Linked DNA regions of Homo sapiens: region 2 is linked to region 1. Evidence: chromatin loops called from intact Hi-C (ENCODE). Cell type or tissue: OCI-LY7. All regions are shown on one strand. Links, peaks and the distances in the headings refer to the core of each region. The heading gives the core; the rest is flanking DNA.

The links. A loop is a pair of places that touch in the nucleus more often than their neighbours do. Peaks named below come from ENCODE experiments on the same cell type or tissue, not always from the same donor. Only the 100,000 strongest peaks of a DNase experiment are listed, where the experiment ranks them.
Region 2: a loop joins it to region 1, with 2.3 times the contacts of the local background. A loop is called at or near these places in 2 of 110 quality-filtered maps.

The regions. Positions count from the first base shown.
Region 1 is chr4:73,079,172-73,095,830 of GRCh38, reverse strand. ANKRD17 (ankyrin repeat domain 17) reads left to right here. Exons shown (of 34, transcript NM_032217.5): 28 at 1,603-1,752; 29 at 3,531-5,164; 30 at 10,385-10,582. Among named protein-coding and RNA genes, the nearest start is that of COX18, 18 kb to the right of the region's middle. In OCI-LY7, for the core only: no CTCF peak of the experiment used is centred there; no DNase peak of the experiment used is centred there; H3K4me3 peaks cover 372 bases; H3K27ac peaks cover 1,437 bases.
Region 2 is chr4:73,217,334-73,233,992 of GRCh38, reverse strand. All of the region lies in intron 1 of ANKRD17 (ankyrin repeat domain 17), which reads left to right. Among named protein-coding and RNA genes, the nearest start is that of ANKRD17, 33 kb to the left of the region's middle. In OCI-LY7, for the core only: no CTCF peak of the experiment used is centred there; a DNase peak (open chromatin) is centred at 10,852; H3K27ac peaks cover 1,243 bases.

The DNA.
Region 1 (16,659 bases), core at 3,734-11,733:
GCTTGTAATCTCAGCTACTTGGGAAAGGTGGGAGGATTGCTTATGCCCAGGAGTTTGAGGCTGCAGTGAGCTATGATCACACCACTGCATTCCAGCCTGGGTACAGAACGAGACTCTGTCAAAAAAAAAATAATAATAAAGGAAATCTATAATCTATATCTGAATGTTTAAAATTAAAATGTAATTTTGCAAGTATTAGATGGATATTGCTTTTTTTTTTTTTTTTTTGAGATGGAGTTTTACTCTTGTTGCCCAGGCTAGAATGCAATGGCGTGATCTCGGCTTGCTGCAACCTCTGCCTCCCAGGTTGAAGTGATTCTCCTGCCTCTGCCTCCCGAGTAGCTGGGATTACAGGTGCATGCCACCATGCCCGGGTAATTTTTTGTATTTTTAGTAGAGATGAGATTTCACCATGTTGGCCAGGCTGGTCTTGAACTCCTGACCTCAGGTGGACCACCCACCTTGGCTTCCCAAAGTGCTGGGATTACAGGCGTGAGCCACCGTGCCCGGCCTCAGATTTTGCTTTTTAAATTCTAGTAGGATTTTCTTTTTCCGGACATTATTAAAGATTTTTAGAAAGTTTTCATATTTGTGGATGGTCATTTTAATGCTACTATAAGAATACAGGGAAGTAATGAATATTTTTTCTTTTTTCCTGAGAAGGAGTTTCACTCTGTCACCCAGGCTGGAGTGCAGTGGTGCAATCTCAGTCCACAGCAACCTCCATCTCCCGGATTCAAGTGATTCTCCTGCCTCAGCCTCCTGAGTAGCTGGGATTACAGGTGCACACCACCATGCCTGGCTAATTTTTGTATTTTTTTCAGTAGAGACAGGATTTCACTATGTTGGCCAGGCTGGTCTCGAACTCCTGACATAAAGTGATCTGCCTGCCTTGGCCTCCCAAAGTGCTGGGATTACAGGCATGAGCCACCACTCCCAGTCATGAATTTTTAACATCACTCTTTGAGTTATGTATATTAGAGAATAAAAAGAAGCATATGAGTAAAGCACCAAAAGGGGCCCACAAGAAGTCTTTCTTGACTCTTGAGGCTAGATTAGATGCCCAACCAGTATATATACACACACACATATAATATATATATATACACATATATACATGTATATATTATACGTATATACATATATATGTCTATATATACATATATGTATATATAATACATTTGTGTGTGTGTACACACATACTATTGCAACACTCATGACATGGTGGTGTTTTCATAATTAGCGTGTAGATAGTCAATATATGTGGGCAGAAACCCATGTCTGTCTTATTTACCGTTAGTATTTGCATTAGCACAGCACGTGTCTACATAGTATGTGCTTTACCGATACAAGTGAAGAATGATAATCAACAAAGCAAACAATCTTTGATAGTGAGATGAGAAGCTATAATAAAGCTTATCTGTCTGTTGCTCCTGATTGCCTTTTCTCTGTTCATCTAGAGTAAGAGTAAATAGAAGAGGCTTATTCAACAATATTCTGTATTTATAGAAAGACATTTTAGTAATACTCTTTCCTCTTTTAAAAATTACAATAACTATTGTTAATGACTAATCTTAATTTATATATACAACTTTTAAACAGGTCAAAGAAAGTATCTGTTCCATCAACTGTGATATCCAGAGTGATTGGAAGAGGAGGCTGTAATATCAATGCTATTCGGGAGTTTACTGGTGCACACATAGATATTGATAAACAGAAAGACAAGACTGGAGACCGGATAATCACTATAAGGCAAAACTTTGTCTCTTACATTTTCTTCCTTTATTTTATTGCACTATAGCTTAATGAAATACAGCCATATGAGTTTTCAGTGGAACTTTGTGTTACATAGTATACTTTTTAAAATGGGAATTTTATTAGTGTTTGAGAAGATAAATTTTATAGTTTTCTTTTTTCCTAGGTAATACACTTTTGTGAAGTGTTTCAGAGACTTTTATAGGAATTTGTATGCATGTGTAGCAAAGGTTTAAATAAATAATTTCTGTACATAAACTGTTTATATGACATTCTTAAAAATTTGTTCTGAGACTTTTAGGGAGCGCATTTCTAACATTTTAAGCAGTGGGTTTTTGTCTTTCTCAAATAACCTTTGAGATTTGTTATTCTGAGATTGTGTCTTTAGAATTTGAGTTCTTGGGCTGGGCACGGTGGCTCACGCCTGTAATCCCAGCACTTTGGGAGGCTGAGGCGGGCGGATCACCTGAGGTCAGGAGTTCGAGACCAGCCTCAACATGGGGAAACCCCGTCTCTACTAAAAATACAAAATTAGCCGGGCATAGTGGTGCATGCTTGTAATCTCAGCTACTCGGGAGGCTGAGGCAGGAGAATTGCTTGAACCTGGGAGGCAGAGGTTGCGGTGAGCCGAGATCGAGCCATTGGACTCCAGCCTGGGCAACAAGAGTGAAACTCCCTCAAAAAAAAAAAAAAAAAAAAGAATTTGAGTTCAGATTTGAATCTGAAGTGAAGATATAACTTATCTTGAATAACTCGTCGAATATGTCTATGCCTGAATATTCTTAAAATAAAAGTGATGTTCTAAGAAATCATAAGAATGTAGGAAGCTATATTTAATTACTTTAAAGTAAATTCATGTTCCTTTGAAAAAGAGTTTTATATTTTTTACATGGCAGATATAAGTTTGTATGAGGCAGATGCCCCTTTGCATTATATAGGAGAGCTAATAGTTACATCATACCTCAAAAATAAGAAAGCAAGTAGCCATCTCTATTTTATTCATCGTCCTCTCCTTCTGACTGGTTTTCCCCTGGGTATTTGGGTAGTCACAGCCTATCTTATCTAGAAAAGAGGGAACCAGATACCCTTTATTGGTAATTGCTCCCTTGAGTTTCCATAAATATCAAATATTTTCCTGAAGATCCAGCACTAAGGTTTTATATGGCTATTTTTGGCACTATCAGGATTCCTGCATCATTTTAAGACATCTTCCCAGAGGAGTTACAATAATTATCCTATTAATAGACAAACTACTAATGAATTTTTAGTAGACGGAGTCATCCCAGATACCAAGATTTAAAATAAAATACTGTTTTCTTACTCAGTTGTATTATTTTCCTTGTTTACTTCTATTATTTTTAGTGTTGATTAACTGTTTCAATATTTTTAGGATTAAATGTTTCAATAACATTGTGGATTACATAGGCTTTTATGTGCAGTGGTTTTTCTAACTGTAGTGTATTTTACAGTAGGAAAATGGTTTCTTAGTCTAAGGAAACAATAGTGAAATGTATTTTTGAAAAATAAGTCATTTACTATTCTTCTGAAAAATAAAAGTAGTAATTCAGGACAGTTTATTGCTTTGTTTGTAGAATACCTCAGGAATGGTAAGAAAATTGCTGCCCAGCTTTTGTTATCTGTCCTTTGTTTGTATGTGTGTATGTATATACACACAAAACTGTGTGTGTGTTTGTGTACATAAATACATATTAAAAACACTTTACATACTCAAAAGTAGGGAAAATTCTACCTAATTTTTTTTTCTCAATTTATAGGGGTGGCACTGAATCAACAAGACAAGCAACTCAATTGATTAATGCTTTGATCAAGGATCCAGACAAAGAAATTGATGAACTTATTCCAAAGAATCGTTTGAAAAGCTCCTCAGCAAATTCCAAAATAGGGTCATCAGCACCTACCACCACTGCTGCTAACACTTCCTTAATGGGAATTAAAATGACAACTGTAGCTCTGTCATCAACATCTCAAACTGCCACAGCACTCACTGTGCCTGCAATTTCTTCTGCATCCACTCACAAAACCATTAAGAACCCAGTGAATAATGTGAGGCCTGGTTTTCCAGTTTCTCTTCCATTAGCATATCCTCCTCCACAGTTTGCACATGCTTTGCTTGCTGCTCAGACTTTCCAGCAGATCCGTCCACCAAGGTTGCCCATGACCCACTTTGGAGGTACTTTTCCACCAGCTCAATCCACTTGGGGTCCGTTTCCTGTCAGGCCTTTGAGCCCTGCCAGAGCTACTAACTCGCCTAAGCCTCACATGGTGCCTCGCCATAGCAATCAGAATAGCAGTGGTTCTCAGGTGAATTCAGCAGGTTCTTTAACTTCAAGCCCAACAACTACAACCAGTTCATCAGCTTCAACGGTGCCTGGTACATCTACAAATGGCAGTCCAAGTTCACCTTCTGTCCGAAGGCAGCTTTTTGTCACAGTTGTGAAGACATCCAATGCCACCACAACAACAGTCACAACCACGGCAAGCAACAACAACACTGCACCCACAAATGCCACATATCCTATGCCTACTGCCAAAGAACACTATCCAGTATCATCCCCATCTTCCCCATCACCACCAGCCCAGCCAGGAGGGGTTTCTAGAAACAGCCCTTTGGATTGTGGATCAGCATCTCCAAATAAAGTGGCATCTTCCTCCGAACAGGAAGCAGGTAGTCCACCAGTAGTAGAAACAACAAACACTAGACCTCCAAACAGCAGCAGTTCTTCTGGGAGTTCATCAGCTCATTCTAATCAGCAACAACCTCCGGGATCTGTTTCTCAGGAACCAAGACCACCTCTTCAGCAGTCTCAGGTTCCTCCCCCGGAAGTTAGAATGACTGTTCCTCCTTTAGCAACAAGTTCTGCTCCAGTGGCGGTGCCTTCTACTGCCCCAGTGACTTACCCTATGCCTCAGACACCAATGGGATGCCCCCAGCCTACTCCTAAAATGGAAACCCCTGCTATTAGACCACCCCCTCATGGCACAACTGCCCCTCACAAGAATTCAGCTTCAGTGCAAAATTCATCTGTTGCAGTCCTCAGTGTCAATCACATTAAAAGACCTCACAGTGTTCCCTCTTCTGTCCAGCTACCTTCGACCTTAAGTACACAAAGTGCTTGTCAGAATTCAGTACATCCAGCAAATAAGCCTATTGCTCCCAATTTCAGTGCCCCCTTACCATTTGGGCCCTTTAGCACATTGTTTGAAAACAGCCCTACTTCTGCTCATGCCTTCTGGGGAGGATCTGTTGTTTCATCTCAGTCAACACCAGAATCTATGCTATCAGGAAAATCCTCATATTTGCCAAATTCAGATCCTTTACATCAGTCTGATACTTCCAAAGCTCCAGGTTTTAGACCACCATTACAGAGACCTGCTCCAAGTCCCTCAGGTGAGTTTATATTTTCTGAGATTCTGCAGCTGTTCATTTGCACAAGTGATGTGAAAATTCTTGGTCATTTTCTAATATTTTTATTCTCTGGACGATATAGACAAAGATTGTTGGATTTAGTTAACTCAGATGCTGTTGTTTGTGTTTAGTATGGTGTTATTTTTAAAAATCTTTTTAAAAGCTACCATAGATTTTTATTTAATTTTCCATAAATAAGTCTTCTGATCAGGCGGGGTTTTTTTGTTTGTTTGCTTTTTGAGACAGAGTCTCGCTCTGTCACCCAGGCTGGAGTGCAGTGGCATGATCTCAGCTCACCGCAACCTCTGCCTCCCAGATTCAAGTGATTCTCCTGCCTCAGCCTCCCGAGTAGCTGGGATTACAGACGTGCACCACCATGCCTGGCTGATTTTTGTATTTTTAGTAGAGATGGGGTTTCACCATGTTGACCAAGCTGGTCTCGAACTCTCAACCTCAGGTGATTCACCCACCTTGGCCTCCCAAAGTGCTAGGATTACAGGCGTGAGCCACAGTTCCTGGCCTAGGCGTGTTTTTCTCTCTCAGAAGTCTTTCATGTTTTAATTTAATAAGGTACTGTCACCAAAAGTTTACATTTATTACAAATACAAAATAACAGATTTAAAAAATTGGGTTTCATTTCGCATTATCTTTTTTATTTCTAAAATAATTTTAAAAATAGAGCTACACAGTCTGATATGGTAGCCAATAACCATGTGTACTTTTTAAATTTAAATTAATGAAAATTTTAAAAATAAAAAAATTAGCTTCTTAGGCTACCCATATTTAAGTGCTTAAAAAACACTTGTGGCTGGTAGCTACCATATTGGACAGCAAAGATCTAGAACATTTCTATTATCCAAAATTCTACTGGGCAACACTGATATATGTAGAAGATACAAAGATCTCCTGATTGTAAGCTATTGCTTTTTTAAAAAAAACTTTTTACTTTAAAATATTTTTAGATTTATAGAAGAATTCTATAATTCCTCAGCTTCCCTTCATGTGACCATCTTACATAACCATGATACATTTCGAAACTAAAAAAATTAATATTGGTGTAGTACTACTAACTAGACTACAGATTTTAGGCAGATTTCACAAGTTTTTCAAGTAATATCCTTTTTCTATTGTAGGATCTAATCCAGGATGCCAGTTTCCATTTAAAGCTGTTGGGTTTTAATATAAGCATTTCAAGTAATTAAAGATAGTCCACGTAAGAGATGGACACACTATGGTCTATGGGCCAAATTTGGCCTGCTGCCTGTTTTTACATTTCTTAAATGTTTAAAAAAAAATTTTTTTTTTTAAGAATAGGCTTGGCACGGTGGCTTGTGCCCGTAATCCCAGCACTTTGGGAGGCTGAGGTGGGTCGATTGCTTAAGCCCAGGAGTTCCAGACCAGCCTGGGCTTAAGGGGAGACCCCATCTCTACAAAAATATAAAAATTAGCTGGGCATGGTGGTGCATACCTGTAGTCCCAGCTACTTGGGGGGCTGAGGTGGAAGGATGACTTGAGCCCTAGAGGCAGATGTTACAGTGAGCTGAGATCACACCTCTGCATTCCAGCCTGGGTGGAGACCCTGTCTCAAAAAAAAAAAAAAAAATTTAAAAAGAATAAACATGCAACACAAAATATGAAATTTTAATTTCAGTGTTTGTAGAGAAAGCTTTACTGAAACACAGCAATGCCCATTCATTTGCATATTGTATAAGGCTACTTTTATGCTACAATGACAGAATTGAGTAGCTGGGACAGAGACCATGTGACCTGCAAAGCCTAAAATATTTGGTATTTGGCTCTTGGTTGCCAACTCGTTATCTGTGTTATTGGAAATATGACATTCCGGGACAAAAATTTCCAAGTTTAATGGGAACTCAATGTTATTTTTACCTATTTCTGTAACATGTAAATAAAATTTAATGAAGGTGGTCAGTAAATATTCTTTGCTAAAAGTCAACTGAAATATTTATGTGTACTATGAAAAATAATTTATTTTATATTAAAACAATAGAATCAATATAATTAGATTTTAGATCATTATGTGCCAGTGCGTAGGAAATGCTTTAAGTTTGATTTTTATAGTAGTTGGAATTTAATACTTTACCTTTCCAAAAATGTGATAATCTAGGTGTGGGATTCAGAAAGGCTAAAATTAAGCTTTAGAGAACAAAAAAATAAATTCCTATTTTTTGAAAAGGTATAGAAGAAAGACCTCTGTAAGAAAGGTGAGGTTTTTAGGGAGTGTATAGTTGATGAGAGCCAAAATTAGCATTGAAGTTTAACTTACAAGTCAATTACCTAATTCAGGTCATTTTGAGTTAAAGATACTCCTTTTATTACATAGGAAGTATGTCCTTTTATTTTCTCCTAAACCTCTCTCAGATCCTAATTTTCACTTCTCTCTACTTCTTCCTAATTCATTTTGTGTTCCATATTTTTCTTCCTTTGTTTAACTTTTCTTATGTAAATAATTTGATTATTTGTATTTTAGACTCAGATCTGTTTTTATAGTTTGTATTTTGAAAAGTTATTTAAGTCACATAAAGATCTAAGGACAGAATAAGCAGCATAGTAAATACTTGGTATTTCCACATTTATTAATATATTCTCTGCTTGTTAACATCTTTTCAAACTCTCTCCCTCACTCCCCTCCCTTCCTCTCTCCCCTTTTCCTTCTTCCCTCCTTTTTTTTCCTCTCTTTTGCTGCTTCCTTTTCTTCCCCCTCTCTTGTCTTGTCTTACCTGTCTCTCCCCTTCTTCATCCTTCTTTCCTCCTTTTCCCCCTTTCTATCCTATCTCTATTTTCTTTTCTTCCCCATCTTTTGTCAAATCATGAGAAGATAACTTTCAAACATGATACTTTACCCCTAAATACTTTGATATGGATCTTCACAATGTTTGCCTTCACAGCTATGCCACTATTACTGCACCCAATAAAATGAGGATGAATTTGATAATAACACCCAACATAAAATGCCATTTTCCCAAATATATTCTTTCTGACTATGTGTGTCTCTTTTCCTTGCCATTTGATCCAAGACTCAATCAAGATTCACACATTACTTTTGGTTGTTATGTGTCTTTGGTCTCCCTCTGTCTAAAGTATTCTACTGCCTTCCTCTGTAATTCTTGACATTGACTCTGTGGGCAAGTTTAATTCAGTGATTATGTCAATCCATGATTAGATTCAGATCAAATATTTCAGGAAGGAGCATCATATAGGTGATGTTTTGAACCTCACACTGCATTTTATCAATGACAGATTGGCTGGATGTGGTGGCTCACACTTGTAATCCCAACACTTTGGGAGACTGAGACAAGAGGCTCATTTGAGGCCAGAAATTTAAGACCTGCCTGGGCAACATTGTGAGACCTTGCCTCTACAAAAATAAATAAAAAAGCTGGGTGTGGTGGCATGTACCTGTAATCCCACCTACTTGGGAGGCTGAGGCAGGAGGATCACTTGAGCCCAGTAGATGGAGGCTGGGGTGAGCTATGAGCAACAGAGCAATCTCCTGTCTCCTTAAAAAAAAAGAAAAAATGATAAATTGTTCCAGTATTGGCTGTGGAAAGCATGGCCGTGTGGTTAGTATGTAATTATCAGATCTCTTCATTGTAGAATTGTATCTACAGCCCTTTTTTGCCCTGTAGTTTTATACAACTCTTTGGTCCTTAAACCTATTTAAAATCCTACAGATATATATATATATATATATATATATATATATATTTTTTTTTTTTTTTTTTTTTTTGAGATGGAGTCTCACTCGGACGCCCAGGCTGGAGTGCAGTGGCACAATCTAGGCTCACTGCAACCTCCGCCTCCCAGGTTCAAGCATAAAATCCAATATTGACATGTGTTCTATAAAAGCTAATAAAAGGTAAAACAAAAATATAGCTAGGTGTAATGGTGAACACCTGTAGCCCCAGATACTCAGGAGGCTGAGGCAAGAGGGTTGCTTGAGCCCAAGAGTTTGTGGCTACCGTGAGCTATGATCACATGCCACTGCATTCCACCCTGAGCAACAGAGAAAGCTGTCTCCTAAATTAAAAAAAAAAATCGTTGACAATTATTTTCTTTCTTTTTTTTCTGTATTTTTAACCCGTTAGACTAAAATCAGATAGGTTACTTGTGTAATAGTTTAGTGTGTAAACATTTGTAATACTTTTTTAATGAACATATTTCAAAAACAAATGTGTACCTGTAAGAGAGAAAAAGAAGAGGAAGAGTAAATGTTTTATCTTTATCCCTAAAAATAAACATTTAAAAAAAAATGTTATCTAAAAATCCCTAAAGGTAAACGTTTATTCTTCCTCTTCTTTTTCTCTCTCACAAATACACATACATTCGTTTTTGAAATAGGAACATCTGGAAGTTTCACTTTCTGTTTTATATATGGTTTTTGGTTTTGGATTTTTTAAATAAGTTTGCATTAATTTTATGATCAATAAAGGCAACAAAAGTCCACTTTGACAGAAAGCCCATGTAAAGGAAAACTAATGATCCTTTTTAACTAAAACATTAATGCCCACTAGTGCTGAAAGTACTAAAATCAAGAATTAAATTTGTTCCCAGTAAATTATAATTTGAATTTAAGAGTATAATGTGATAATTGTTTCTTTTATAATTATCTACATAGTTTAGTTTTTTGTGTGTGTGAGACAGGGTCTCACTCTGTCACTCAGGCTGGCATGCAGTGGTGCCATCACAGCTCATTGCAGCCTTAACCTCCTGGGCTCAAGCAATCCTCCCACCTCAGCCTCCCAAGTAACTGGAACTACAAACACGCACCACCAAACTTGGCTAATTTTTTTTTTTTTTTAATTTTTTGTAGAGGCAGTCTATCCTGGCCTTGAACTCTGGGTTCAAGCAGTCCTCTCACTTTGGCCCCCCAAAGTGAGATTCATGCCTGGGATTATAGGCATGAACCACCACACCCAGCCAGGAACTTTTTTTTTTTTTTTTTGAGGTGGGGTCTCGATGTGTTGCCCAGACCAGTCTTGAATGCCTGGCCATAAGCAGTCCTCCCACCTTGGCCTCCCAAAGTGCTGGGATTACAGATGTGGGCCACCACTCCCAGCCGGGATTTTTTTAATTATCTAAAATAGTTTTGAATATATTTAGGGCCTTTTAGAATTTTAAGGTATCTCTATTTCTTGCAGGAGTAACTATTATAAATTATGATGACCTTCTACATTATAGGTATTGTCAATATGGACTCGCCATATGGTTCTGTAACACCTTCTTCAACACATTTGGGAAACTTTGCTTCAAACATTTCAGGAGGTCAGATGTACGGACCTGGGGCACCCCTTGGAGGAGCACCCGCAGCTGCTAACTTTAACAGACAACATTTTTCCCCGCTTAGTTTGTTGACTCCGTGTTCATCAGCATCAAATGGTGAGTTTTATACACCGTAATTCCATAAGAATCTGCATATGTTTTCTTAAAAACAGCAGGTTTCAAACCTCATCATAATTTTAATACCATAAAAAGGTAATTTGTACTCTTAGAAGTCTGGAATTTCAAAAAAATTTCTAGGTATTTAAATGATTAGAATCAACCTAGGTTCTATCAAACCTAAAATATTGAAGTTTTTCTAAGAGGGATTTTTATTATTTTTTATTTTTATTAGAGACAGGCTCTCACTGTGTTGCCCTCGCTGGTTTCGTCAAACTCCTGGGCTGAAGCAGTCTTCCTGCCTTCCAAAGAGCTGGGATTACAGGTGTGAGCCACCACACCTGTCCTGAGGGATCATTTTTTGGGGGAAAAAAATTAATCCTTGTACCTGTTATTAATTTATGTTTACTTTTAGTTTTGAGAATACAGGTACCAAGGAGAAAGATTTCTACCCTTGAGTGAAAATTACATCCTTTTAGTCCACCTTTAAATCTCATCTAGGCTGGGCACAGTGGCATACACCTGTAATCCTAGCACTTTGGTAGGCCAAGGCGGGTGGATCACCTGAGGTCAGGAGTTCAAGACCAGCTCGGCCAACATGGCAAAACCCTGCCTCTACTAAAAATACAAAAATTAGCCAGGCGTTGTGGTGTGCACCTGTGATCCCAGCTACTTGGGAGGCTGAGGCAGGAGAATTGCTTGAACCCAGGAGGCGGAGGTTGCAGTGAGCCGAGATCACACCACTGCACTCCAGCCTGGGCAACAGAGCAAGACTTCATCTCAAAAAAAAAAAAAAATCTCATCTGCATTAACAACACAACAGATTTCACATTATCACATGTGTTTTTTAACTACAGGCAGACTTTTGAAGCAGTGATTAGATTTTCTTTCTTTCTTTTTTTTATTTGAAATGGAGTCTCACTCTGTCACCCAGGCTGTAGTGCAATGGCTCAAGCGATTCTCCCACCTCAGCCTCCTGAATAAATGGGACTACAGGCATGTGCTACCACACCTGGCTAATTTTTGTATTTTTAGTAGAGACAGTTTCACTACATTGGCCAGGCTGGTCTCAAACTCCTGATCTCATGATCTGCCCACCTCGGCTTCCCAAACTGCTGGGATTACAGGTGTGAGCCACCAGGCCTAGATTTTCAAACTAATGAAGATCAGTCAGCAATAGAGAATTCAACTCAACTAAGAGAATTCTGTAGTAAGGTTGGATATGTTTGTTTTCCAGGTAAAGATGTGAAATTGCTTATCCCTTAAGGAAGTTATAGTAAGACTTCGGTTTTTTTTTTTTTGTTTTGTTTTTTTTTTTAACTATCAAATTTCTTCTAACTAGCAATACTGGAATAAATAACAGTTAACCTAATTAACTTAATGAAAGAGTAAAGAGTTATAATTATTTTAGAGATACATGTCAGAGTACATTGCCAGTTAAAGCATGAGGTAAATTGTAGCCTGCAATGAATTTATATATTCATAGTTTTTCTTGTGTTTGTCAAATAGTGGCAGTCATATAGAATATTAATTATCCTTGCACAGCTCCCAAAGTGCTGGAATTACAGGCGTGTACCACCACACCACCCAGGTTAGGTTTTTTAATACATGCTTTTGAATATAGTGCTATATTGTAAATACAGAGTATCATTGAGGGCATTACAATTGCTTTTATTGTTGCCACATTCCAGTAACTATTTTGTTACAAAAAATTTCAGACCCATAGAAAAGTTAAAGAATAGTTCAAGGAATATCCATATTTCCTTCGCCTAAATTTCCCAATTATTTTGTTATATTTATTTTCTCTCTCTACTGTTTTGCTGAACCATTTGTAAATAAGGTGCAGATATGACACTTCAGACCTAAAAACATGCATCACTTAAGAATAAGGATATTTTCTTATGCAACCATGATACCATTGTCAAATACCTAATAGGTTAACATGAATTCAGTAAGAATTAATCAGTCCATATTCAGATATCTTCAATTATTCCAAAACGTTTTTTATAGATGTTTCTTTCTTGAACCAGGAACTACCACTCAAGGCTCACATATTGCATTTGATTATGTCTCTCAGATTTTGTAATTAATAATTTTAAACTTTCAAGAATACCACAAGGATCCCTTGTATATTTTTCCCAGATTCACCAATTAAACTGCATTACTTCCTTTCCTCATCATATATTCCTCTGTGTGTGTGTAAAATTATTTTATTCCTGAACTATTTTACAGTTAGTTGTAGACGTCAAGCCCTTTTGCCCCTAAATAACTTAGTTTCCTAAATATAAGAATGTTCCCTTCAACAACTATGATGCAGTGTTTAAATTCAGCAAACTTTACATTTTATATTATTATCTAATATATGGTGCATATTTACATTTCATCAGTTATCTCAATAACTTTATTATTTTCTCTCATCCAAGATTCTAATTAGGACTGCAAGTTACACTTAATTCCCATATCTCTTTAGTCTCAAATAATCTAGAACTGTTCTCTGAGTCTTTCTTTAACTTTCAAAGAAAGATTCATTTTATGAAGACTACAAGCCAGTTGTTTGCTAGAATGCCTTTTATTTTTATTTCCTACTATTTCTTCCTGATTAAATTCAGGGTATGTTTAATAAACACTGAACTAAACTGTGAGAAATGTGCAGTGTAATTTTACTGTAGGAGCACTTTTTGTTCTTCTCCTTTCTTTTCATGTAATTTTACTGTAGAAGCACTTTTTGTTCTCTCCTCTCTCCTCTCCTTTTCTTCTCACGAGTTCTGTCTCTGTCACCCAGGCTGGAATGCAGCAGTGTGTGACCATAGCTTACTGCAGCCTCAATCAAACTCCTAGGCTCAAGCAGTCCTCTTGCCTCAGCCTCCCAAGTAGCTGGGACTACAGGCACTTGCCATAGCACCCAGCTAATGTTTTTATTTTATTTTTATGTATTTATTTTTTGTAAGATGAGGTCTTACCATGTTGCCCAGACTGGACTTGAACTCCTGATCTCCAGAGATCCTCCCACTTTAGCCTCCCAAAATGCAGAGATGCTGAGATTACAGATGTGAGCCACCACGCTTGGCCCCCCTTTTTTTTTTTTTTTTTTTAAATAAAAAGATAATGTATCTCTCTGTTGCCCAGGCTGGAATGTAGTGGCACAATCTTGGCTCACTGTAACCTCCACCTTCTGGGCTCAAGCAATCTTCCTGCCTCAGCTTCTCAAGTAGCTGGGACTACAGGTGTGCACCACCATGCTTGGCTAATTTGTTAAATTTTTTTTTGTAGAGATGAGGTTTTACCACGTTGCCCAGCCTGATCTCAAACTCCTGGCCTCAAGTGATCTGCCCACCTGGGCCTCCCAAAGTGTTGGGATTGCAGGTGTGAGCCACCACACCCAGTGGCCCCACTTTTTGAATTTGTAAATCACATTGCTCTTTCAATTTTAACTCAGGACTCTGTTATCATTTCTAAACTGTGGTGAAGTTACCGTGGTATCAGTGAAACTTAAATCCTTAGGCCACTTCATTTTATGGGGTACTTCCAAGTGCTGTACATGATTTTTTTATTTGTAATTTTTCATTCTTCTAAAAAAGGTTCCCAAAATTTTGTAAGTTTAAGGCCCCACAAAACCTAGATCTGCCCCATCCTCTGAAACCTGTTTCTCTAATATATAAGCTGATGTTTTTAAATAACATGGCTCTGAATTAAATTTTGCTTTTTTTCTAATTGAAGTAATTATAATAATTAGAGATGTGAAAATTATTTTAGTTAGGTTCTTTTCATGAAAAGGAATATAGGCCCATCCAGGGACTCTCATGGAAAATGATGTTTATATAAGGCTATGCAGAACCATTTTCCAAACCGTCCAGGACTTAGGGATAGCTATTCTCTCTCTCTCTCTCTCTTAGAGGATTTGTGGTCTCTCACTCATGGTCTGTTTCTTGTCAGTTTCTTGCATTCTGCTCTCTTTACACCTAAACTTCTTCATAATCTTACCTTGTATATGCACATCAGTGGTTCAACTTCATAATTAATTAAACCAGTTAACCCTTTAATTCCCCATTCTTTGATGAGGAATGTGATTGGCTCAGCTCATATGTTCAAGTCAGACCATTTCAGTCAGATTACTGACTAGCCTAAAATAAAACTTGGATGGGTGCCTATCCTTAATCCAATAGTTGTGCAGAGAGGGAGCAGAAAACAGGGTCATCTGATAAAAACTATGACTAGAGGGGTGGCAGAATCTGTGCAGAGAGTAAACTTCTTAAATGGCGCAGCTCAGCGGGCAAGCCTAGTAATTCTGTTTATTAAAATAGAATGTGTAGGAGGCTGAGGTGGGAGGATGGCTTGAGGCCAGGAGTTTGAGGCTGCAGTGCACTGTGATTGTGCCTGTGAATAGTCACTGTACTTCAGTGTGGGCATCATAGTGAGACCGTCTCATAAAAAACAAAACAATGTGGAAGGTTGTTGTTATTTTGCTCTACTTTGGTTCTAGAAGGATACAGGAAATAAAAGGGAAACCAGAGTGAACACAGAGGTTAAGGTAGGCTCCCAGGGATGAACCTAGGGGAAAGCAGGATTCATTTGTTTATCCTTCTTTCCTTCCTGCCTGCCTGCCCTGACTATGTCTTGATGTTAGTTGTTCTGGGTTGATTTTTCCTAGAGGTTTAGGTGTGGCCTTTCAATATGTAGGTTTTTAAAAAACAAGCTTTTGTTATTTATCTTTGTGTTTACATTTACATGTCTGTGTATTCCTTGTAGTTTTTGTCTGTTTTCTACTGCATGTATAATTGCAGAATTTGGTTTTATTTGGTCTTTAGCTAAAATATTCTTTTACTTCTAACACTTTCCTGAGTTTTGTCATATTGTTTCCGTTTTACTAATTCTGAATTATGCTGTTCCTTCATATCATTTTCTTTTCGTTCATTTTTGAATTTTAGGTTATAGCTTTTTTTCTGGAGTGCTTTTATTGTCAACAGGAATGCTATAGGTCTTTCTCTTTTATCTTATATAATAGGCTTATTTGGAATTCAACTGCAGTTCTGTTGAATCTGCAGGTAACAGTTTTGATTTTTAAGCTTCAGACTCCTTTATTATTTATACCATTTTAGTTTAAATGTGCTTTAATATTTAAGCTTTTTTGGGAGGGGGAGGGGGGATGGAGTCATCTTGCTCTGTCACCCAGGCTGGAGTGCAGTGACACGATCTCGGCTCACTGCATCCTCCGCCTCCCGGGTTCAAGTGATTCGTCTGCCTCAGCCTCCTGAGTAGCTGGGACTACAGGCGCGTGCCACCACGCCCGGCTAATTTTTGTATTTTTAGTAGAGACAGGGTATCACCATATTGGCCCCTCGAACTCCTGATCCCATGATCCGCCCGCCTTGGCCTCCCAAAGTGCTGTGATTACAGGTGTGTGCCACCGCGCCCGGCCAATATTTAAGCTTTTCACATAAAATATAATTTTGGTTATTTTTGTTTTTTCTCAATAATGTATAGAGATTGAATCACTAATGAATAGTCTCAAATCAAGAAATCCACCTTGTTTGCATAAGTAAAAAAGATTCTCATTACCAAAAGCATGTTCTGTGAAGTACTCACAAGATAAAATAAAACAGACTTAGGCAATGATCCTCTTATTGGTATTTTATCAGTATATATAATGTTCTATAAACTTCAGTTCTAATTTGAAGAAACTTTTTTTTTTTAAACTGGACATGATGGCTCATCCCAGTAGTCCCAGCTGTTCAGGAGGTTGGGGTGGGAGGATCGCTTGAGCCCAAGAGTTTGAGGCTGCAGTGAGTTATGATCGAGCCTCTGCACTCTAGCCTGGACAATGGAGCAAGACTCTGTCTCCAAAAATACATAAATAAAATAAATAAAAAATGAATAAATAACAAAGAAACGTATTTCTTTTTCCTAGGCTAGGTTTTCCAAATTTATTAGATAGCTGAATCTCTTTTTCATCATAACACAAAGAGCAAGTATTCCCAGGGAATACAGTTTGGAGATTGCCACTACAGGCAGTGATTCTTACCCATCTCCATTCTGTTGTTGTTGGTTTGTTTTTTAATTTAAATGTCTTATTGCTTGCT
Region 2 (16,659 bases), core at 3,439-11,438, 140 kb before region 1:
TGAATTTTCAGATTGAAAGAGCCCATCTAGTAACCAAAATGAATGGAAAAAGATCCACAATTTTAGAACTCTTAAGGACAAGAAGATCCCAAAATTATTGCCAGAGAGAGGGAAAAAATACGGAAAATCAAATAACTAAGTTCTTAGCAGCTGTGTTGAATGCTTGAAGGCAGTGGAACAGTGACTTCACTGTTTGAGAGACAATAGATTTTGACCTATGTTTTCTCTACCCAGCCCCTCTATTTTATCATGTGAGGACAATTGCATTTTCTATACTGGGAAAAAACGATGCACTTTGTATGAACATATTTGAGATACAGTAGCACAGAGAAAAAAATAATCCCAAGGTAGAGGATATGGTGGTAGTGGGGGGATGGGAGGGTGAGTGGGAAGAAATAGCTGCTGTGGCAATCTTGGGCCTTCAAAAAGAACTGAAGAAAGCTAGAAGGAAATTCAAGTTCTATTAGTCTGGAATACATGAACATTTCTTCAAGTAGTAATGTCTAAACAACATAAAATTAAATTTCCTTTAGTGACTAGTATTTATATAATCACATTGTAAGTACACTTTATTGATTTTCTGTTTTAGAATCAACCTAGAAAATGTATAAAATGGGCTTAATTATAGTTATGGAGTAGAATGCTTTATAAACCTTTATAATATAAAAATAATATCTATAAATTTAGGAGATGGAGGGCAACAAACGAAGGGGTCAGTGCTCGTTTTTTCGGTGGACAGTCAGTAGATAACAAGCATATAAAATTTGGTGAATCAAGATATGAAAGCAAAATGGCATTAAAGTTAAACTGGTAACTGTGCTAGAAGTCTATTAATGATGTAACATGTATTTTGCCATTTTGATGCAGGAGGGTAACAAGACTTATGGTTCGTCTTGTGCCTTTGTAGCCTTTGAATTTCTTAAAAACCCTAAGTGGATGCATCACATTTATAATGTTAAAAAGATTGCAAGGCTGGGCACAGAGGCTCATGCTTATAATCCCAGCACTTTGGGAGGCCAAGGCGGGTGGATCACTTGAGGTTAGGAGTTCGAGACCAGCCTGGCCAACATGGTGAAATCCTGTCTCTACTAAAAATACAAAAATTAGCTGGGCGTGGTAGCTGCGCCTGTAATCCCAGCTACTTGGGAGGCCGAGGCAGGAGAATTGCTTGAACCTGGGAGGTGGAGGTTTCAGGGAGTTGAGATCATATCACTGAACTGTAGCCTGGGCAAGAGAGTGAGGCTCTGTCTCAAAAAATAAAAAGGGGGGGTATTGCAGACATGTGGTGGCCTCTACCTAGTTGTTTAATACTGCTCTTTATGAAGTAAATATGTTCTCGGGCCAAGTGATTTTCGGAAATTGTCTGAGGTACAAATAGAAGACACAGGGATTAATTCTAGGAAATTAGAAAGTTGTGTAGAATACAAATGTGACTCTTTTAATGTAAGATGCCTAATTCTTTCTTGACTGGCTTACATGCTCGATTTTGAGTGTTAATTTCTGATCCCTTTCCATGAAATTTGACAGGAAACTCTTTTTAAAAAACAAATGTTTATTGTGAAAAATTCGGAAGTACAAAAAATTGGAAAATTCTGAGGCCTACTTCCTTCCAGTGCCTCTAAATAAGATGACATTTTATCCGATGGACTAAGGACCAAGTATAGAAACTAGTTTGTCCTTAAGGTGGAAGTCATGTGATCAAGGAGAGCTACAACTACTGGAGGCAAGGTATGTCTCCTGGAAGAGCTAGAAGAAGGAAGGTGGAAATAGAAATTGCCTTTTTCTCCCCCTTCCTTCTAAAGACGTGGCTGATCTTATATACTTAGCCCTCTCATCTTTGCTGAGGACCCATTGTGTGTCCCATGGCCTATAAATCAGGGTTCTCATGATCCCCTTCTTGAGTTTGATTAATTTACTGAGCAGCTCACAGAACTCAGGGAAACACTTATGTTTAATACATTTTATTGTAAAAGATATTACAAAGGATACAGCTGAAGAGATGCATAGGGTAAGGTATGGGACAAGGGGCATGGAAATTCTGCCCTCTCTGGGCGTGCCACCCTCCAGTAACTTCCACTGTGTTCTGTTCTCTGAAAGCCCTTCACGCCCTGTCCTTATAGGCGTTTATGGAGACTTTATTACATAGGCATGATTGATTAAACTATCAGCCGTTGGGGATCGATTTCACTTTTATTCTCCCCTTTTTGGAGTATGGGAGTTGGGGCTGAAAATCCCAACCATTTAATCTTCCCCTGGTCTTTCTGCTAAAACCAACCCTTATTCTGAAGCTACCTAGGGCCTGTCAGTCTTCAGTCAAATCTTAGCATATAGGAAGCCACATAACCACTTTGAAGATTCTAAGGATTATAGGAGTGTATGCCAGGAAACTGGTCTAAGACCAGAGACCAAATGTATATTTCATGATATCACAGGCAGTCTTTTGGTACTTTAAATAATTGCTTGCAAAAGTTACATCTTTAAATAATTGCTTGCAGGCAAACCATTCAAGGTTTGTTATGAATAGATTAGGCTGGAAATAGCAGAGCGCAGAGTGGTAACAGATATCTTGAGACCAGACTGATTGGAGCTTGTCAGGGACCCCAGACCATTAAGGAACCAGAGGAGAGCCAGTGATAGCAATGAGATTCCATGGTTACTTGGGTAGTTTTTACTTCCTGATTATTTTCCATGCCCTTGATGCTATCTTGAGTTACTTGGAACTGTTTCTTCATTCCCCCAGAGTGGTAGAAACCGGTGACTCAAGAAAATTGTCTTTAGATTTAAGCTTTTTCTTGTAATTTAAATTTTTATCCCCAGGTCCCCTAGACCTCCATTTTGTGTCTGTGTGTGTGTGGTGTGTATTTCTTTCTGTTGGTAGATATTTGCTTTCAAGTGGAGGACAAATGTGTTGCTGACGAGGTTGAAAGTGCTGTATCATCAATAGATTTAACCTATTTAAAATCAAAAACATTGAAATAAGTAATTTCTGTTATGTATGCACTTGTTTTTATTTTCATTTGAAAATGTACAATTCAGACAAATGGGAGGGTTGATTGTAAACAATAAATATTTTATCAGTTTTGTGTACATAGAACCTATTGTGAAATGCTGGAAAAAGAATGAATTCATGGTGTGACCCACCATGGGTAGAGACAACAAATGCGAGTGTCCAACAGACACAACTATTACTGGGGATGTGAAAAGAGGCAGCATTGCTTTGTTTCTTACTTTGTTTAGTACATTACTTACGTTGGGACAAGACTATGCTTGTATTTCATTCTGTACATAGGACACATCTGGATGAAGCGTTTTGTATCTAATATAATTCTCTTCTGTACTTTTCTAGGTTGAATTTCAGATTTCATTTATTAGTTGGATTAGAGAAGAATGGGAAGGGGACCAATTAGAGAAAAAAATCATTGAAGTTTTTAGTATTAAACATTGTCAAGAATCAGGATTGTGTTCTAGATTATAGCCTCTTGGAGGTGGACTAATTTTATTTGCCATTCTGTCTCCAGTGTATATAGTATAAACCCTGCCACCTAGTAAGTACTCAGTAAATGTTTGTTTAAATGAATGATCAAAATGCTAATGATGATCTTACAAAACAATTGTACTGGGGCTTTTTATAGTATGAGCCTTGAGAAAAATGTTTAAGCAAAAAAAAAATCTTTAATTATTTGAATATTACAAAGTAGTACATACCCTCCCTACCATTCCTTATATTTAGAATATACTACTGGATACTATGTTGCATTATTTTATTTATAATGTTACAATTTTATGTATCTTTAACTTAGTCCTTTCTTACATATATCCTTTAGATATTCTTCTACATTTCTCGAAGCATGTTCAACTGTCTTATTTTGGCAGTTCTGGTGAAGGCTTAATCATTCTTATTTTTAAATGTAATCATCAAAATTAGACCTGGAATCTATGCCAAGAAACTGAGATAGAAACTGTTTAGTGCTTTTTATGTTCATAAAAATTGTTTATGTGTGGCCCTGTATTCTTGTACATTAGATTTTTTTAATATGATGGATTACTTTAGAATTTCATGCTTTAAAAAGAGTAATTTGAACATAAATGTAGAAGGCAAAGAAATAAATGTATCCAGCAGTATTTTATTTAGTGAGAATATACCCAAATATTTCCCAAACAATTCTGGGTCTTTAAAATACTAAATTCTGGCAGAAGCATCTTTTCACAACTTACTACCAGGTTAAAAAACCCATTAAATATTGGGGGGAATTTGTATTTTATCAGAAGGAGATTTTTTTTTAAAGGGTAGATCATTGGACTCCCCATTCTTCTCTCTTCTCCACCTGTATATCAGCTGTATATATATATATAGACTCTGCATTGTGGTTGGGTTTTTTTTTTTTAAATAATCAATTGAAGTTCTTAATTTGTTGGAGAATTTATGTGTTTTTTTTGATAAGGATTTTTTAAATTTTTTTTGAAGTTAGATGAGAGGAGGTGTAACTTTGATTTGTGATTCTTGAAAAGTAGAAATGATGAACTAAGAATAAATCTGGATACATGATTTAAAACTAATATTGATTTCAGATCTGGATTTTTAGTAGACTTGTGTCAGTAACACTTTATATTTGTAGGGAAGCAGGCAGTCTCACTCACTGTCAGTATAAATTAGTTCAACTTTTTTAGAAGGCAGTTAATTGGGTAACATCTAAACTTTTATTTTATTTTATTATACTTTAAGTTCTAGGGTACATGTGCACAACGTGCAGGTTTGTTACATATGTATACATGTGCCATGTTGGTGTGCTGCACCCATTAACTCGTCATTTACATTAGGTATATCTCCTAATGCTTTCCCTCCTCCCTCCCCCTACCCCACAACAGGCCCTGGTGTGTGATGTTCCCCTTCCTGTGTCCAAGTGTTCTCATTGTTCAATTCCCACCTATGAGTGAGAACATGCAGTGTTCGGTTTTTTGTTCTTGCGATAGTTTGCTGAGAATGATGGTTTCCAGCTTCATCCGTGTCCCTACAAAGGACATGAACTCATCCTTTTTTATGGCTGCATAGTATTCCATGGTGTATACGTGCCACATTTTCTTAATCCAGTCTATCATTGTTGGACATTTGGGTTGGTTCCAAGTCTTTGCTGTTGTGAATAGTGCTGCAGTAAACATACGTGTGCATGTGCCTTTATAGCAGCATGATTTATAATCCTTTGGGTATGAACGTTAGAAACAAGATAAATGCCTGCTGGACTGGTTAAATACATTATGCAGTTCTGCAATGAAAATTTGAGCAGCTGTCAAAAATCAAAGATAAATATTTATGTACTAATCTGAAACAATTATGGAGTATTAAATATTAAAATTGGGATACAGAAAGTATGCATAATAGTATCCATCTGTATAAAAAATAATGTTACCCTAAGATGTGCTTGAAATATGTAGGTTATTTCTGGAAGGATACAATAACTGGTTGTGTCTCTTAGGATGGCTTGGTAAGAGGTAGGTTTGCTTTTCTCTTAAACCGTGAATGCTTTCCATGTACATGTATTACTTTTACATAAAAATCATAGTTAATAAAGAAGAAAATAAACTATAGTGGTAATAAAAAGAATATTACTTTTTATTCTTTATTTTGTGCTACATTAGACATATATCTAGATTCCTCAGTCATTTTATAGCATGAGTAGTTTAGGAGAAATAAAAGGTAAAATCATGAGAATGTGTTGTTTTAATAATGTATGGACTTTCAGAAATCTTACCAAATCGTATTAGCCTTTTAACTTAAATTCTGTTTTAATATCTTTCACTTATACTTGGTTTAGGCTCTTTCACACTTGGGTTTCATACTTATGCTTTACTATAATTTACACAGTAGAAAAGAGAAAAAGAGAGATACTATAAAGTAATGATTAAATTTAATAATTTTAAGAGGTAGAATTGTTTTAGTTTTTTTTCTAGTAGTTTATGTGAGTGGGCAAAATCATTAAATTTTTCCTACCACCAGTTGTCAGTCCTTGTTTTGTTTGAATATATAGATTTTGAAGCCTCACCATTCCCTAAGTTAAAAAATTGATAGGAATGAAACTCCTTTACAAGGAGTTTTCTATTAAAGTTTTACATGAAGGGAACAAACAACAAAGTGTTAAGTCATGCAAAACAGAGTTGCTTGCTTGTCAGCACATTTCTACATATTTTTTTGTTTTGATTTTCTTTTTCCTTCTTCAAGGAAACCAATGCTGGTCCTAAATAAAATTGTCAATTTTGGAAGATTCTTTCATTCAATCTAGGTATTTACTGAGCTTTTTTGTCCTTTACCTTCTTTTTATGAGAGGTTTCACTCTTCATTTTGGATATTTGAACATTTTCAGTCAATATTTTCTTTTATTATTTTAAATTATTTTTATATGTTTACATTTGTTTGCATAGCTTAATATGTTAATTGCTATTTACACTTTAATACTTCTGTTGGCAAAATAATGAAAAGTCTTGTGCCATTGAAATCCATTTTAGATAAATGGGAAGACAATTTTCTTGCCTATAAAATTAGGTTGAGGCTGGGTGCGGTGGCTCACACCTGTAATCCCAGCACTTTGGGAGGCCAAGGCAGGCGGTCACTTGAGGTCAGGAGTTCGAGAGCACCCTGGCCAACATGATGAAACCCCGTCTCTACTAAAAATGCAAAAATGAGCCAGGCGTGGTGGTGGGCGCCTGTAATCCCAGCTACTCGGGAGGCTGAGGCAGGAGAATCACTTGAACCCGGGAGGCAGAGGTTGCAGTGAGCTGAAACTGCGCCACTGCACTCCAACCTGGAGTGCAAAGCAAGACTCCGTCTCAAAAATAAAATTAGGTTGAACTGGAAGGTGGCTTGTTTTTAGGATGACAGGTTTTAGACAAATATGTATAAATTTCTCTTTATATCCTTTTGCCCATGGTATCCTGCAGTGACATAGGTAATCATATTGATGAAAAGGACTGGAAAACAGAATTAAAGGGGATACATTATTTTGCTATGTAACAAATAACTGCAGAAAATCTGAAATTTAGATTCTGTTTATATTCAATACTTCTAATATCTTATTTCAGTGATCCAGTGACCTAAAGATAGAGTAAAAGAACAAATGCTTTTGTTAGAAATTGTGGCACGTGCCTGTAGTCCCAGCTACTGGGGAGGCTGAGGCAGGAGAATCACTTGAGCCCAGGAGGTGGAGGTTGCAAGTTAGCCGAGATTGCGCCACTGCATTCCAGCCTGGGCGACAGAGCGAGACTCCACCTCAAAAAAGAAAAAGAAAGAATAAAGAAATTACTACTATTGGGCCAGGTGCGGTGGCTCACGCCTGTAATCCCAGCACTTTGGGAGTCTGAGGCGGGTGAATTACGAGGTCAGGAATTCAAGACCAGCCTGGTCAACATGGTGAAACCCCGTCTCTACTAAAAATACGAGAAATTAGCTGGGCATGGTGGCAGGCGCCTGTAATCCCAGCCGCTCTGGTGGCTGAGGCAGGAGAATTGCTTGAATCCAGAGGCGGAGGTTGCAGTGAGCCGGGGTTGCACCACTGCACTCCACCCCAGGCGACAGTGCGAGACTCCGTCTCAAAAAAAAAAAAAAAAAAAAAAACAGAAGAAAAGAAATTATTACTATTAGTAGCAATAATTTAAAAGGTATTAGGATACTGTAGTGGATATCAGACAATTCTCTTATCTGTGAATTTGTTCATTTAATCAAAAAATGCTGGCGGGCGCGGTGGCTCACGCCTGTTATCCCAGCACTTTGGGTGGCTGAGGCAGGCAGATCACTAGGTCAGGAGATGGAGACCATCCTGGCTAACACGGTGAAACCCCGTTTCTACTAAAAATACTAAAAGTTAGATGGGCGTGGTGGCACGCGCCTGTAGTCCCAGCTACTCGGGAAGCTGAGGCAGGAGAATTGCTTGAACCTGGGAGACGGAGGTTGCTGTGAGCCGAGATTGTGCCAGTGCACTCCAACCTGGGCAACAGAGCGAGACTCCGCCTCAAAAAAAAAAAAAAAAAAAAGCTTAAGAGCCTGCTCTATGCCAGAGTGCTGGCTCTAGGTATGCATTGGTGAATAAAGTGTTGCCTAATTTCTTTTTTCTTTTCTTTCTTTTTTTTTTTTTTTTTTTTTTTTGAGACAGAGTCTTGCCCTGTTGCCCAAGCTGGAGTGCAGTGGCGTGATCTCGACTCACTGCAACCTCCACCTCCCGGGTTCAAGCGATTCTCCTGCCTCAGCCTCCCAAGTAGCTGGGATTACAGGCGCCCACCACTACAGCCAACTTATTGTTTTTGTATTTTTAGTAGAGACAGGGTTTCACCATGTTAGTCAGACTCTTCTCGAACTCCTGACCTCAGGTGATCTGCCCGCCTGGGCCTCCCAGAGTGCTGGGATTACAGGACAGGCATGAGCCACCGCGCCTGGCCAAAGTATTGCCTGCTTTCAACAGTGTTGCCTGCTTTTTTCTAGTCTTTAAGGGAGACAGATAATAAATGATAGCCATAATTCTGTGAGAAAGCCATAATCACATATGTATTGTTAAAAACAACAGTAAATGTCAGAAAACAGAAGCACCCCATAATCCTAGAATGGAAGAGAAGGGGAGAGTGAAAGGTTTTATTAACTTTAGTCTTAGGGGCCCCCATTTCTTGTCAGATAAAGGATTTGGAAGGCCTATTCTTGGTTTATGGAAAAGGAGAGTGTTCCAGCATACGTTCCTTGAACTCAAACCTATCATTGCTTGATAGCATTAGAGGAAAATTTGAGGAAGGGAAACTTTGTTGACGACTTGTTTTAAGTCTAAAGATGGAGCAGTTTATTTGAAGCATAGAAAGAATTGACCTGGGAGGCAGGAAATAACAAAAGCCAGTTTGTAGTTTCTGTTTAAGCCAGGTCTCAACAATGTAAATTACTTTGAGCAGCCTTTAAATGCCAGGCATACCCATACCTAAATGTAAACACTAGGTATGGTATGAGGTAAAACATAGTGTCATTTGTTTGCCATTAATTCCACATACCCTTTGCAATCAGTTCTGGATTTGCATCTGGATTTGACTCTGCATATAACTGTGTGCCCTGTCTGATACTTGGTTCCCTTATTCGTAAAATGAGATTATCACAGGGAAGAAGTATAGTTGATGATTCTGGATATGGACTCCAGTCTGGTGCAAACTGCCTGAATTCAGATCTCAACTCTTCAACTTAATTAGCTTAGCTTGAAATAATTGGGCAAGTTGCTTAACCTCTTTTTGTCCCATTTCCACATACGTAAAATGGGGATAATAATAATATGTTTTAGGATTACTGTGAAAATTAAATGAGTTAATATATAAAAAGCATTTAAAATGGCATATAGTAAGCAAAATGTAGTTTAAAAATATGACATAGCTGGGTTGTTATGAGGATAAATAATATGTTTATTTTTTTAAAAAAAGAAATCATATATTGCTTGACACAGTATGGGTATTTCTTAAATACCAGAAACCGTGTAGTAGGTACTTTATATCATTTAATCTTCATATAAACTGTTAAGAAACCATAATCTGTCTAGTTGACTGCACCTAGAGCAGTTTCTGATATTTCAAGTTGAATGAATATTATCCCATTTCATGATTAATAAATTGAGGCCCAAGAGTACTCCAAAATCACCACTAAAACATGACATCACTTTGAGGAGATAGTACCAGCAATGTCATGCACATCATCACATCACTTTTCTCAGTTTAGAGCATAAAACATTGTTCCTTTTTGTTTTTGGAGACAGTCTCGCTCTGTTGCCCAGGCTAGGGTGCCAGTGGCACAATGGCAACATCCACCTCCCGGGTTCACGTGATTCTCATGCAGCCACCTGAGTAGCTGGGATTACAGGCATGCACTACCACGCCCAGCTAATTTTTGTATTTTTAGTAGAGACGGGGTTTCACCATGTTGGCCAGGCTGGTCTTGATCGAACTCCTGGCCTCAAATGATCTGCTCGCCTCAGCCTCCCCAAGTGCTGGGATTACAGGTGTGAGCCACTGCGCTCGGCCCATTGTTCCTTTTTCAGTGCATTTTTTCATATTCAAAGTTGTATAAGGAAGAAATTTGACAATCTAACAAGTTTTACTAAATGGAAGATCAATTACAGGAATGAATATAATATATATTGGCTCCACTGTCACTCACTCACTTTATTTGCTGTTTGATGATCCAGATTTGGTGTCTCTAAATTTCATTTATCTAGGATATTTTAGTCTCTTAGAGTATTTATTGTAAGAGAAAAAGGCCATTTCTTTGGTTAGTAAATGAAGTTAAAGGCACTACTAGAAAATGCATATATCAAATATTATAGCTTGCTTCAGTAACTGTAAATTAGTTGAATGTTAACCTGGTTCTCATAAGTATTTACAAGCAGATTAGTTTATAAAAACCAATTTACTATTAAAAAATCTACATTAGGATAATTATTTTTGAAACCCTGAAGTCAACTGTAATATGTATGTTATATAATACATTTGCCTGATGTAGCAAATTTCTAACTTGGCATTATCATGCCTCCTTCTTTGCGTCTTTAATACAACCATTAATCTCACTACAAGGCTTTACTAAGGATAAATTGCTGCGTAACCCACTTCAACCTCTTTTGTTCAACCAGGAAGCCAGACGTGTTAAATAGCTTTTTAAAAAATATGTTATTTCTTTTTTGAAATTTTAGGATTTTAAAAATTGAAGTGGTAAAATAAGAGACTTTATTTTGTCTGTTAAAATTACTTGACAGAAGTTTGCTTTGGAATAGAGCTTCTGTATCTTTAAAAAATACACAGTGAGTCACCCCCTGCTCTTTTGGTAGATGCCTGGCTAGTGAACAGCTAAGCTGCTTTAGGCATGTAATAGAACATTCCATTTCCTGTTCCCTTGCTGACACAGAGGAGTGTTCCTGCTGGCAATGATCTAATCATAGTGCAGTAAGAAACATGGCAGTTTGATAAAACATGGTGGAGACAGCGGCTGAAATGGAAGCATATGTTCTAGAAGACATTCTTGAGGTAGGGCTAGGTTTGTAAGTGAAATGAAAGTTGAAATCTGAACAAAGAAATCTTATCTGCCGGAATTATTTTACAGATGAATAGATTAGAGGAGAGAGCAAAGAGAAGCAGAGCATAAAAGCAAGACACGGTCAGACCTATTCCGTGTGAGAATGTTTCAGACTGGTTCACATGATTACTATAGACGTCTATAATTATTTTGTTTAAACTTCATGTTTCATAAATTGTAGATATATGTTTGTTAGGGAAAAAGGGGAGACTCAGGCTTAATAAAAAGCCTTGTGCTGGTGGTGACCTTTAGATTAACTCATTAGAAGGTGGGGTCTGCAAAGCAGCTTTGAGTAAGGTTTAGTATCATATGTCTTAGAATTCATTTACATATCTAAGCCTAAAGCTTTGCTGCAGTTAACTATTAAAAACGGTTATTTTAGCTTTAAACTAAGCATGTTTATATCAATCTGATTGCTTAATTTAGCTGGTATACTCTGGTCCTAGATTTTTCATGTGACTTTGATTATTATAAAACAAATTATTAAATTAAAAATATTAAAACCCTGAAATTTAGGGCACTGATGCTAGAGAGACATCAATACAAAATTACTATAATTTGAATCATGAACATTTTAAATTATATTTTCTCTTTTCTGGTTGTAAAAATTTTATAAGATCCTATTTGAGTATAAATCAGTCCAAGGAAATACATGTCAAAGTGAAACTATAATTGCTTTTGGCATTGAATGTAGTATACTATTAGAAATTTGTATTTATAGGTATAGGTATTTAAATCTCATATTCTTATCTGTGGGATTGTGTAGGGTTTTTCTTTTTTTTCCTCATTAGATAAAACCTGGGTAATTCAGATAAAGAGGCTTTATGGTGGTGAGTGGTATTCCTAATACTTAGACTGTTGAGATAATTTATTAACTATTTCACATCTTCAGGAAGATTATTTTACTGTGGGGAGAGGGCTTGGGAGAAGAAGCTGCAAAGGGAAGCTAGGCGGGGTTAGCAGGAGAAAAAAGCCTATGCGCATTATAAAGTGCTGCATGATCAATGAGTATTTTCTGGAGTCCCTCAGTGTGTGCTTGGAGCTGACATTGCAGCAAGTCTCATGGTTGTTCTGCAGAATGAAAACTGATTCCATTTATTACCTACCTCCTTGCAGACACCTGCCAATGTGCTCTTTTCCCCTTTCCTAAAAGCTGTTAGGTCTAAGTTGAATTGTGGTTAATTTTTATTCTTTTCTCTTTTATTTTTTACTTTGTTTCTATTAGTGAGTTTCCTTAAAAATGTGTGGTAAAATTATCTACTTAGAAATAGTAGTATAAACTTTCATCAAAGGAGTTTAGTAATTACAAGTGGCCACATGACTTTTTAGTGGTTCAGTTTAAATAAGCCTAATTAGATTACAGAGTTCTAGTGTTACATTTTAATTTGCTTTTAAAATTTTTTGGTTTGGATTTTAAAGAAGTGTGCTTTGGAGATTTTGATAAATCTATTTGACAATTTTTCTTAGCCATTTAAAACTTCAGCATATAACAGATTTTAGAAGTCTTATTTATGTTCTGAGGAAATCCTACTTGAGCACTGTTTTGTGCTTTATGCATAGGTTTTTTTAATGCTACCTGAACAACTGGCTTTTTATTATCTCAATTGTTTAATACCATGTTAAGATTTCATGTTACCTTATTTATTCAATGTTGCTAGTTATTAAAACAACCTCTGCAATTTTAGTTTTCCTAATTCTCAATTTATCTTAATTTAGTTTCTATGTACCTGTTGCATCCTATCATACTAAATAAGTAGCTTTTTCTCTTTATTTAAAATATCATTTGACTTAAATATTTGTCAATCTTGGTAACATTTTCTAAGTAGTAATAAAAGAGCCTTATCCAAAGTTATAAGTACTCATAATGACACAGTGCTAAAAATACAGAGTGCAAAGAATAAATTTGCTAACTTTGCAGATAAATGTACCATTTTCTAAAGCACCTCATATTGCAAGTAAACAGATATTTATTACATAATGAGCTTTCCAGAAAAATATATTCCCTAGCCCTCTACCCCCCACAGGGATAACTCCTTGAATAAATGTCCAGTAATGGATAATGAAGTTCATCTGTATACCACAGTGACAGTTTTATTATTGTACTTAATATTGAGCTACTTGAAGTTCATTACCGTAATTTTCACCTTTGTGATTTTATTTATTGAACATACGGAATTTTATGTAGATTATGCTTATTTGCATTGAATAAATATTAGACTCTTTTTTTCCTGTCTTTGTAACTTGATCTTTTGAATCATAAACTTCTTAAAGGTACTCTTATTGAATATTAGTTAACAAAAGTCAATATCATTAGTGAACATAACACAAATGATTTCTCATAATACTATGGCTTACCTTTTAAACTGTGATTACTGATTATATATGCCCACATATATTTAAGTTGACTATTTAGACCTTTAAAATCTTAAGTAAAATACTCTCTAAAATGTATAATAAAATTAGAAAAGGTGGATTTCAACTTACATCATTGCTTTTCAACAGTCCAAGGTAAGGGATTAAATAGAGTGTCTTGGCTATTTCATTTATTCAAATAATCCAGGCAGTAATTTTCTTCTCCAAACCAAAGGCATCAAAGTATTTCCGTTCCTTCTGCCTACCTTCTGTAAAAGGAACTAATACTCAGGAAAGTAGCCATATACAGATGGCAGAAAAAGGGCTGACAGCTCATATAAATACCTCTTTTCTTGTTCTGTTTATGTTTTCCTGAGACATGATTATAATTTTAGAATTTTGATGACCTTCCTGTAAAATTATGTGTAACAATAGATTGTACTACTTAGAATGATCAATAAGAGGAAAAATGTCTTCCAATTTTATATCCCAAATTTACATGGCCAAGGGCTGTGTATATAAACCTGTGGTTTATATGTTGGCTTTTTTATATGAAAACATGAAACAACTGAGAGATCATTTCAGAAACTTGGTTACTGTATATTTAGTGTTATTATTTATAATTGAGCCAGTTTTAGGAGTCTTAGTAATAAGAAATCTTCACAGATATTTCCATCCTTTAATTTTGATTAAGTTCAGATTGTTCTGGGTATAGTATTTGATATATTTTTGCTTTAAGAAAGTAGGAAATTTTATGAAAATAAAAATGTTTATATTGTTAAGTGTAATAATAACTCTCATACCCGTTCTTATTCTTTTGTCATCTAAAGCCAGGATGTCCAGCTTCATCTGTACTTGATGTTATAGGTTGTGGTATATAAAATAAAAGTGCCAACTCTCTATGGTTCTGTCTATGGACAGTGGGTTGAGGATTTGACTGAACCCTTTAGGTTGGAACTGAATTAAGGTTCAGATTTAAGCAAAGTAAGTAGGTTTATTATGGAAGCTTTTCTTGCTCTGTATTTATCTTAGCTGTTTTTGTTTTTTAAATAAAATTGAAAGAGTCTCAAGGAAGGCATCATTTCCTTTTGATTGCCAAGATTGTGGACTAATGGTAAATAGTGAATTCTAGGTCAAACAAGGGAAATCCACTTGCTATTTACCATAAAAATTATTTTTGGTAATGATATCAAATCTCCATGTGGTAGACTTTTTTTGACAGATACGTGTTATATTTCTTTTTATTCTGTAAGGCACATTGTTATATGTAATGCACATCATTTCTATACTATACCAGTAAGTCTTTCATAGATTTCTAAAGTAACCATGGTGACATTTTTCACTAGGAAAAGTTGTAGTAACTCTTAGAACCTAAATTGGTCTAGTGACTGAAAAGTTTAGATAAATATGTAAATCATTAAGAGTTGATAAAAGTAATATTTTCCATTCATCAAGAAGTTTTGGAATCAAGTTGAGAAATGTTGGACAGATATGGGTTTGGTTTGTTTGTTTGAGACGGAATCTTGCTGTGTTGCCAGGCTGGAGTGCAGTGACTCTTATCTCAGCTCACTGCAACCTCTGCCTCCTGGGTTCAAGTGATTCTCCTGCCTCAGCCTCCCGAGTAGCTGGGATTACAGGTGCATGCCACCACACCCAGCTAATTTTTGTATTGTTAGTAGAGACGGGGTTTCACTATGTTGGCCAGGATGGTCTCAATCTCTTGACCTCGTGATCCGCATGCCTCAGCCTCTCAAAGTGTGGGATTACAGGCGTGAGCCACTGCATTTATTGAGTACCTTCAGTGTGAGGCACTTGAAATTCAATGAGGTTAGTCCAGCTAATTTTGTCTCACAGAGGTGGAAGTGCAGAAGTAGAAGAAGATGAAGAAGAAATGTCTGCCATTGGTATCTTTTTTTTTTTTTTTTTTTTTGAGACAGAGTCTCACTCTGTCACCCAGGCTAGAGTGCAGTGGCATGACCTTGGCTCACTGCAACCTCCCCCTCAGGGGTTGAAGCGATTCTCTTGTCTCAGCCTCTGGAGTAGCTGGGATTACAGGCATGCGCCACCATGCCTGGCAATTTTTTGTGTTTTTAGTAGAGATGGGGTTTCTCCATGTTGGCCAGGCTGGTCACTAACTCCTGATCTCAGGTGATCTGCCTGCCTCGGCCTCCCAAAGTGCTCAGTAATGGCTTGAGCCACTGCAGCCGGCCTCTGCCATTGGTATCTTAAACAGTCTTGAATTTAGGATGCATAGATACATATTTTAATACTAGTATTTTACTTCATTGATTCCATCTGAATAGTTTGAAACTCATGTTTTCAGCAGTGGACTTAAAAAGCGGATATCCCTTATGCATTCTGAATTTTTCAGTAAGCAGATATTTTTCTTTATCTGGACACCTTTATGTTGTCACTTTTATGCAAATCTTTTTGTTATATGTATTTATGAATGTGGTGCTGACAAGAACATCCACTGGTTCTCATTTTTACCTATAAACCAGCATACGCGTGTGTATACACATACCTACAATACATATATTCACATTTATACTTACATATACTCCACACACACACAAACATACACACACATACTCATACACTCATGTTCTGCTTTAGGTGGAATATTTCTTATCTAAAATGTTTGGGACCAGAAGTGTTTGGAGTTTGGATTTTTTCAGGTTTTGGAATATTTGCGTATATGTAAAGATAACTTGGGGATGGGACCCACATGAGATTTACTTATGTTTTATATATACCTTATACACATAGTCCGAATGTAGTTTTATGCAATTTTTTTTAGTAGTTTCGTGCATGAAAACAAAGTTTTGATTGATCTGTCACACGAGGTCAAATGCAGAAGTTTTCACTTGTGGCATTATGTCAGTGCTCAAAAAATTACTGATCTTTGGCTAGGTGCAGTGAGTGGCTCGTGCCTGTAATCACAGCAATTCGGGAGGCTGAAGCAAGAGGATCGCTTGAGCCCAGGAGTTCAAGACCAGCCTAAGCAACATAGTGAGACCCTATGTCTACAAAAAAGTAAAAATTAAAAAAAAAAAGTTTTGGATTTTGGAGCATTTCAGATTTTGAATTTTCAGATTAGGGATGATCAACCTGTATATTTTGCAGTGAGGATACTCTTATTTGGAAGTCCAATTTTTCATGTAAGGGTGGGGTTGATGTTATAACATTGCTTTCATATGCCAATTTTGGGAGAATTAATGGGGAAGTAGTATAAGATA